Linked DNA regions of Homo sapiens: region 2 is linked to region 1. Evidence: chromatin contacts called from ENCODE Hi-C or POLR2A ChIA-PET data. All regions are on one chromosome and are shown on one strand. Each heading gives the region's core, a stretch centred on a gene start or an enhancer-like site at or near the end of the contact. The rest is flanking DNA. Distances are from core to core; before and after follow the strand shown. Region 1 overlaps ST6GALNAC1 (ST6 N-acetylgalactosaminide alpha-2,6-sialyltransferase 1). Region 2 holds the start of ST6GALNAC2 (ST6 N-acetylgalactosaminide alpha-2,6-sialyltransferase 2).

Region 1 (2,928 bases), core at 112-2,611:
AGAGAAGTCTGGAAGCGGCTACACGATGAAGGGATAATCCGGCTGTACCAGCGTCCTGGTCCCGGAACTGCCAAAGCCAAGAACTGACCGGGGCCAGGGCTGCCATGGTCTCCTTGCCTGCTCCAAGGCACAGGATACAGTGGGAATCTTGAGACTCTTTGGCCATTTCCCATGGCTCAGACTAAGCTCCAAGCCCTTCAGGAGTTCCAAGGGAACACTTGAACCATGGACAAGACTCTCTCAAGATGGCAAATGGCTAATTGAGGTTCTGAAGTTCTTCAGTACATTGCTGTAGGTCCTGAGGCCAGGGATTTTTAATTAAATGGGGTGATGGGTGGCCAATACCACAATTCCTGCTGAAAAACACTCTTCCAGTCCAAAAGCTTCTTGATACAGAAAAAAGAGCCTGGATTTACAGAAACATATAGATCTGGTTTGAATTCCAGATCGAGTTTACAGTTGTGAAATCTTGAAGGTATTACTTAACTTCACTACAGATTGTCTAGAAGACCTTTCTAGGAGTTATCTGATTCTAGAAGGGTCTATACTTGTCCTTGTCTTTAAGCTATTTGACAACTCTACGTGTTGTAGAAAACTGATAATAATACAAATGATTGTTGTCCATGGAAAGGCAAATAAATTTTCTACAGTGAAGATGCAACTAGTTGTTACTCCATGGATAGGGACCAGTTTTGCACATGGTCCCTTTCATTCTTCTATTCTCCCCATTAACCTGCTTTCTTTTTCAAACCCCCATGACGAGAATTGAGCTAAGCCAAAGACATTTCAGTTCACCTTACCCTTTGAGCTCTATCTGCAGGATTTGGACTCTGGAGCCTGGAACAACCCTAACAACTCTAAACAGAATAAAGTGGCCAGGCACGGTGGCCTGTAATCCCAGCACTTTGGGAGGCCAAGGCAGGCAGATCACTTGAGGACAGGAGATCTAGACCAGCCTGGCCAACATGGTGAAACCCCGTCTCTACTAAAAATACAAAAGTAAGCCGGGCGTGGTGGCGGGCGCCTGTAATCCCAGCTACTTGGGAGGCTGAGACAGGAGAATCACTTGAACCTGGGGGGCAGAGTTGCAGTGAGCCAAGATTACACCACTGCACTCCAGCCTGGGCGACAGAGCAAGACTCCGTCTCAAAAAAATAACAAAAATAAAAATAATAAATAAATAAACAAATAAATAAATAAATAGAATAAAGGACCCTCGGTAGGAGAGTGGAAGGGAGAGAGGGGAGCTTCGCTTTAGATTTCATGGTTAGGGAAGGAGGGGACCAATGGGACAGGGATTTGCTTTGCACTAAAAGGGTGCAGTGCCAGCTCCGGGCGGCAGGTGGCGGCAGCTCGGCGCCCTGCTCGCGGCGCCCTGTCCTCCGCGGCACCCCAGGCTCCTTACTTCAGCAATAAAAAGCAATAAATGCTTTTCCCCCACAAAGCTCTAGTCACAACGACTTTGACAGGGTGGACATCACATCAGGTCAGAGCAGGAGAGAAAATGAGTAGCCATGGGCAGAGAGCCCCCTTACTCCCATATTGGCCTCCTCAAATTTAAACTCAGGCTACCTAAACTTAACGACTGAGCCTCACCGAGTGTTACTCGAGTCCAAAGTAGAATATACTGATGGGTTAGATCACTCTGCTAGTATAAGCCAATAGAATTAGAAAAGATAGGTCAATTAGAGGCATAAGGATTGGAAAAGAAGAGGAAAACTGTGATAAATAGGCTACATATTATAGTAAGTTAGCAGGATATAAGATTGGCATACGGAAATCAGTAACTGTCATAAACATAAATGATAATCAAGTAGAGGATGTAATGTAGAGAAAACCCATTTACAAGAGCAACAAAGTCTGTATGAGGAAAACATTAACACTCCTGAAAGACACAGAAGTAGACCCAAATAAGCCAAGTCATCTTTTGTTCTTGGAAAAGATGACTCAATATCATAAATATGTCAGTTCTCCTCAAGTTAATTAATAAACTTAGTGCGATTCTAGTAAAATGCCAAAACATTTTTTCTAGAGCCTAAACTGATACACACATTCATACGGAAGGATAAAAATGTAAGAAGAGCTAGGAATACCTGCGAAAGAAAAGCTATGAGAGAGGTCTACCTCTACCAAATATTCAGACATACTATAAAGTCTCTATAATTAAAACAGTGTGGTACTGAAGCAGGAATAGACAGACCAGTGAAATGGAACAGAAGGTCCAGAAATAGACCCAAGCATTGTGATTAATGGTGCTCAGACAGCCAGGTGGTCATTTAGAAAGAAATCAAACTAGGTCTGTAACTCCCATCAACAATTAAATTCCAGATGGTTCAGAGATCTAAATGTAAAAAAATGAAATGACAGAGGCCGAGGCAGGCGGATCACAAGGTCGGGAGTTCAAGACCAGCCTGGCCAATATGGTGAAATGCTATCTTTAATAAAAATACAAAAAATTAGCCAGGCCTGGTGGCGCATGCCTGTAATCCCAGCTACTCTGGAGGCTGAGGCAGGAGAATCGCTTGAACCCAGGAGGCAGAGGTTGCAGTGAGCAGAGATCGCGACATTGCACTCCAGCCTGGGCGATAGAGCAAGACTGTCTCAAAAAAAAAAAAAAAGAAATGACAAGAGTTCTAAGAATTCATGGGTGAGTAGCTCTTTGACTAGAACGTAAGAAAAAGATTTCTAACTAGGACTCACAATCCAAAGGCAATACCAGACTGGTAAATTTTACTACATAAAATTAATAAAATGGGCCAGGCGCGGTGGCTCACGCCTATAATCCCAGCACTTTGGGAGGCCAAGGTGGGCCGATCATGAGGTCAAGAGATTGAGACCATTCTGGCCAACATGGCGAAACCCCATCTCTACTAAAAATACAAAAATTAGCTGGGCATGGTGGCGTGCACCTGTAGTCCCAGCTACTCA
Region 2 (2,928 bases), core at 199-2,698, 38 kb after region 1:
ACCCTGACTTGGTAGGAGTACTGAGACTGGATGGACTGAATGGCCATTCCTGACCACAGGCCCAGGCCCTGGGAGGTTTTCGGGAAGCCTTGCAATCAGACAGGTACCTGTTGCTGCACCCAGACTTCCTCGGATACATGAAGAACAGATTAGAGCCAAAGGCCCGTGACACGGTAGCCTAGGTCCCTCTCATCCTTGCAGCCTGCTGACAGTTGGGAGTCTGGGGCATGTCACAGCCTGCCGCATGTCACAGCTTGCCGAACAGTGGCCACTGAAGCACACCCATCTCATCCATCACTCACTGCCAGGGAGTGTTCCACTTAGAGAGCACGGGTGCTGAGCTTCCCAGCCCTTTCTGATGCTGGAGCCTGCTAGACCAGGGGTCCCCAATCCCAAGCCTGGTCCGAGACCTGTTAGGAACAGGGCATCGCAGCAGGAGGTGAGTGGAGGGGGAAGGAGCATTACCGCCTGAGCTCCGCCTCCTTCAGATCAGCCTCGGCATTAGAGTCTCAAAGGAGTGCGAACCCTTTTGTGAAATGCGCATGCCAGGGATCTAGGTTGCGGGCTCCTTATGAGAGCATCTTAACTCATGCCTGATGATCTGAGGTGGAACAGTTTCATCCCCAACCCCCCCACCCCCACCCCCCTCCGTGGAAAAATTGTCTTCCAGGAAACCAGTCCCTGGTGCCAATAAGTTTGGGAACCCGTTGTGCTGAACATTTCAGGTGGTCTCTCTGACTGGCCTCGTTCTGTGAAAGGAACTCAATGCGATTGAGGGGACTGGCCACCCTGGATGGTTACCAAATAAGCGCTGACAGCCTTAGCTCCCCCACGAAACCCATCACGGCAAGCTCCCCACCTCACCCCCTTTTCCCCCCTCTACCGCCAGCCCAGAGACTGAGCTGTCGGGTTTTGCTCCTCCACCCTGCCCGCCCCCTCCCAGCTGTCCTGGCGTCCGCAGACTGACAGATCTGAGGGTCCTTTGGAGGGAGCCGGGCACATCTCCTCCCGGCCGCCGCCCACCCGCCACAGAGTCTAGAGGCCGAGTGCCGGGCCCGCAGAGGGCAGAGCGCAGCCAGCGCAGCAGGTGGCGGCGTCTACCCGCGCCTAGCTAGCCCCGGACGGCGCGAGGAAAGCGCCCTGCCCAACCCGAGACTGGCGGCCTCCCGGGGCTGGGCTCTGGAGAGAGCGCAGTGGCAGGAGTGGCCGCTGCCGAAGTCCCCCGGGCAGGGGGCAGGGCCAAAGGAGCGCGCGCTCTGGGCGCCGGGACGACACTCCAGCCCCGGGGGACCCGCCGCCCAGCTCCCGAGGGTGCGGCAGCCTCTGGCCACTCAGCCGGGGCCGAGAGGGAGCTGCCGGGCGGGCAGGCGCCGCAGGCACCCGGCGGGCAGGGCGGGGCAGGGCAAGACGGCCGCCTCCGCAAGTGCCACCCGGCCCACCCGGTTCTCTCCCTTCTGCCTGGGACGTCAGCGGACGGGGCGCTCGCGGGCCGGGGCTGTATGGGGCTCCCGCGCGGGTCGTTCTTCTGGCTGCTGCTCCTGCTCACGGCTGCCTGCTCGGGGCTCCTCTTTGCCCTGTACTTCTCGGCGGTGCAGCGGTACCCGGGGCCAGCGGCCGGAGCCAGGTAGGGGCTGCCGAGCGCAGAGCGGGAGGGCGCAGGGGCGACCAGGGCGCGGGGAGGGTCCCCAGCCCAGGGCTCCCCGGCGGCCCGCAGCCCTCAGCCCAACCTCCGCGTGGACCCCTCTGGGGCAGCTCTCAGCGAGGACTCGGCCGCGGCCCTTTGTCGCCAGAACCCTCTCCCAGCCTTGACCTCGCGCTGCCCGGACCCCGCGGCCTTTGCCTGGGTCCAAGGAAGACCTCGCCCCTGTGCACTGGCGACCCGCCCCGGTGCCCCTTGTTGGTGAAGTCCTCCCCGGCCTGATAAGTACACTTTCTATTGTCGAAATCTGGCTGGGTCCCCGAAGCAGATAAAAACTTCCTTTTTTGTCGGGAACTCTCCCTCGGTAACGTCAGATTCTGCTTTTTGGGCAGGGGCCCAAGTCTCCGGTTTCCAACTTCGCGGGGACCCTCCGTCGGGCCGCGGCCAGTCGCCTTTCCCGCCCGCTGCGGTCTCTGTCCGCCCCGCGCCCGCTCCCTTCTCCCCGGCTTCCGCTCGCCGTGTCTGGATAAGCCCAGTGCGGGCGCGATCCGCGAAGAGGCGGGCGCCCGAGGGAAAGAGGGGTGACTCCTGGCTCCATCCGCGTTCTCCTCCCCGCGCCGCGTCCTGCGCTCCACTCCCTCCTCCTCCCTAGGCACTTTCCTGGGTGTCCCACGAGGAGAACCTGGGAGCCGGCCTCTAGCAGGTGGTGGTTCCGGTGACTGAAGAAGCCGCAAAACGATTTCGCTTAGCTTAAGAAAGGCGGACCAAGCCGTGCGAAGTCTGGGTTTGGGAGGAGGGAAGGGCCCGGCAGCCTCAGGGAGAGGCCTCCAGCCCCAGCCTTTCCCTTCCTGGAGCTTTTCCATCTGCGCACCCCCTACCAACCTTGCTGGGGGGCTAACGGGATGAAAACAAAATAAGTATCTGGTCTCCACAGATGCTGTCAAAGGATACACCAAAAGTTGCAGAACAATGTGAAACAGCTTGCCAGTGATCAGGAGTCCAGCACTCTTAGAACAAAGGGTGCTTGCCCCGCCACGGTGACTTAACGCCTGTAGTCCCAGCACTCTGGGAGGCGGAGGTGGGAGGATAGCTTGAGGCCAGGAATTCGAGGCTGTGAGCTGTGATTGCACTACTGCATTCCAGCCTGGTTGACAGAGAGAGACCCTGTCTCAAAAGAAAAGGAATCCTTGTCACTTTTATGTAAAGATGTTTAAAACACAAAGTATCTCAATGCAAAGAAATAATACATGTTTGATATAAGCCTGGGCAACATGGCGAAACCTCGTCTC

The links. A loop is a pair of places that touch in the nucleus more often than their neighbours do. ChIA-PET counts read pairs that join two places held with the same protein, here RNA polymerase II (POLR2A). Pooled maps may share reads with other maps.
Region 2: a map of endothelial cell of umbilical vein shows a loop between it and region 1 (2.6-fold over the local background). The contact joins the promoter of ST6GALNAC2 here to the enhancer-like site in region 1. A Hi-C loop is called at or near these places in 14 of 168 maps with a recorded cell type or tissue (CD14-positive monocyte, CD4-positive, alpha-beta T cell, Caco-2 and 9 more), 7 of 37 single-sample maps with no recorded cell type and 12 of 50 pooled maps. POLR2A ChIA-PET finds 5 or more read pairs at or near these places in 16 of 52 experiments (BJ, Caco-2, GM10248 and 13 more).

Annotation. Positions count from the first base shown.
Region 1 is chr17:76,622,489-76,625,416 of GRCh38, reverse strand. It overlaps ST6GALNAC1 (ST6 N-acetylgalactosaminide alpha-2,6-sialyltransferase 1), which reads left to right. Exons shown (of 9, transcript NM_018414.5): 9 at 1-654. The coding sequence ends at 87. Among named protein-coding and RNA genes, the nearest start is that of ST6GALNAC1, 20 kb to the left of the region's middle. Within about 2 kb of position 1,361, at least 2 of the 41 ENCODE cell types and tissues checked have a DNase peak (open chromatin) inside an H3K27ac peak, as active enhancers do; they include endothelial cell of umbilical vein, where a contact is called at or near this core.
Region 2 is chr17:76,584,380-76,587,307 of GRCh38, reverse strand. ST6GALNAC2 (ST6 N-acetylgalactosaminide alpha-2,6-sialyltransferase 2) reads left to right here and starts at 1,448. Exons shown (of 9, transcript NM_006456.3): 1 at 1,448-1,624. The coding sequence starts at 1,500. RefSeq lists enhancers at 1-461, 462-1,143 and silencers at 1,012-1,301, 1,352-1,691.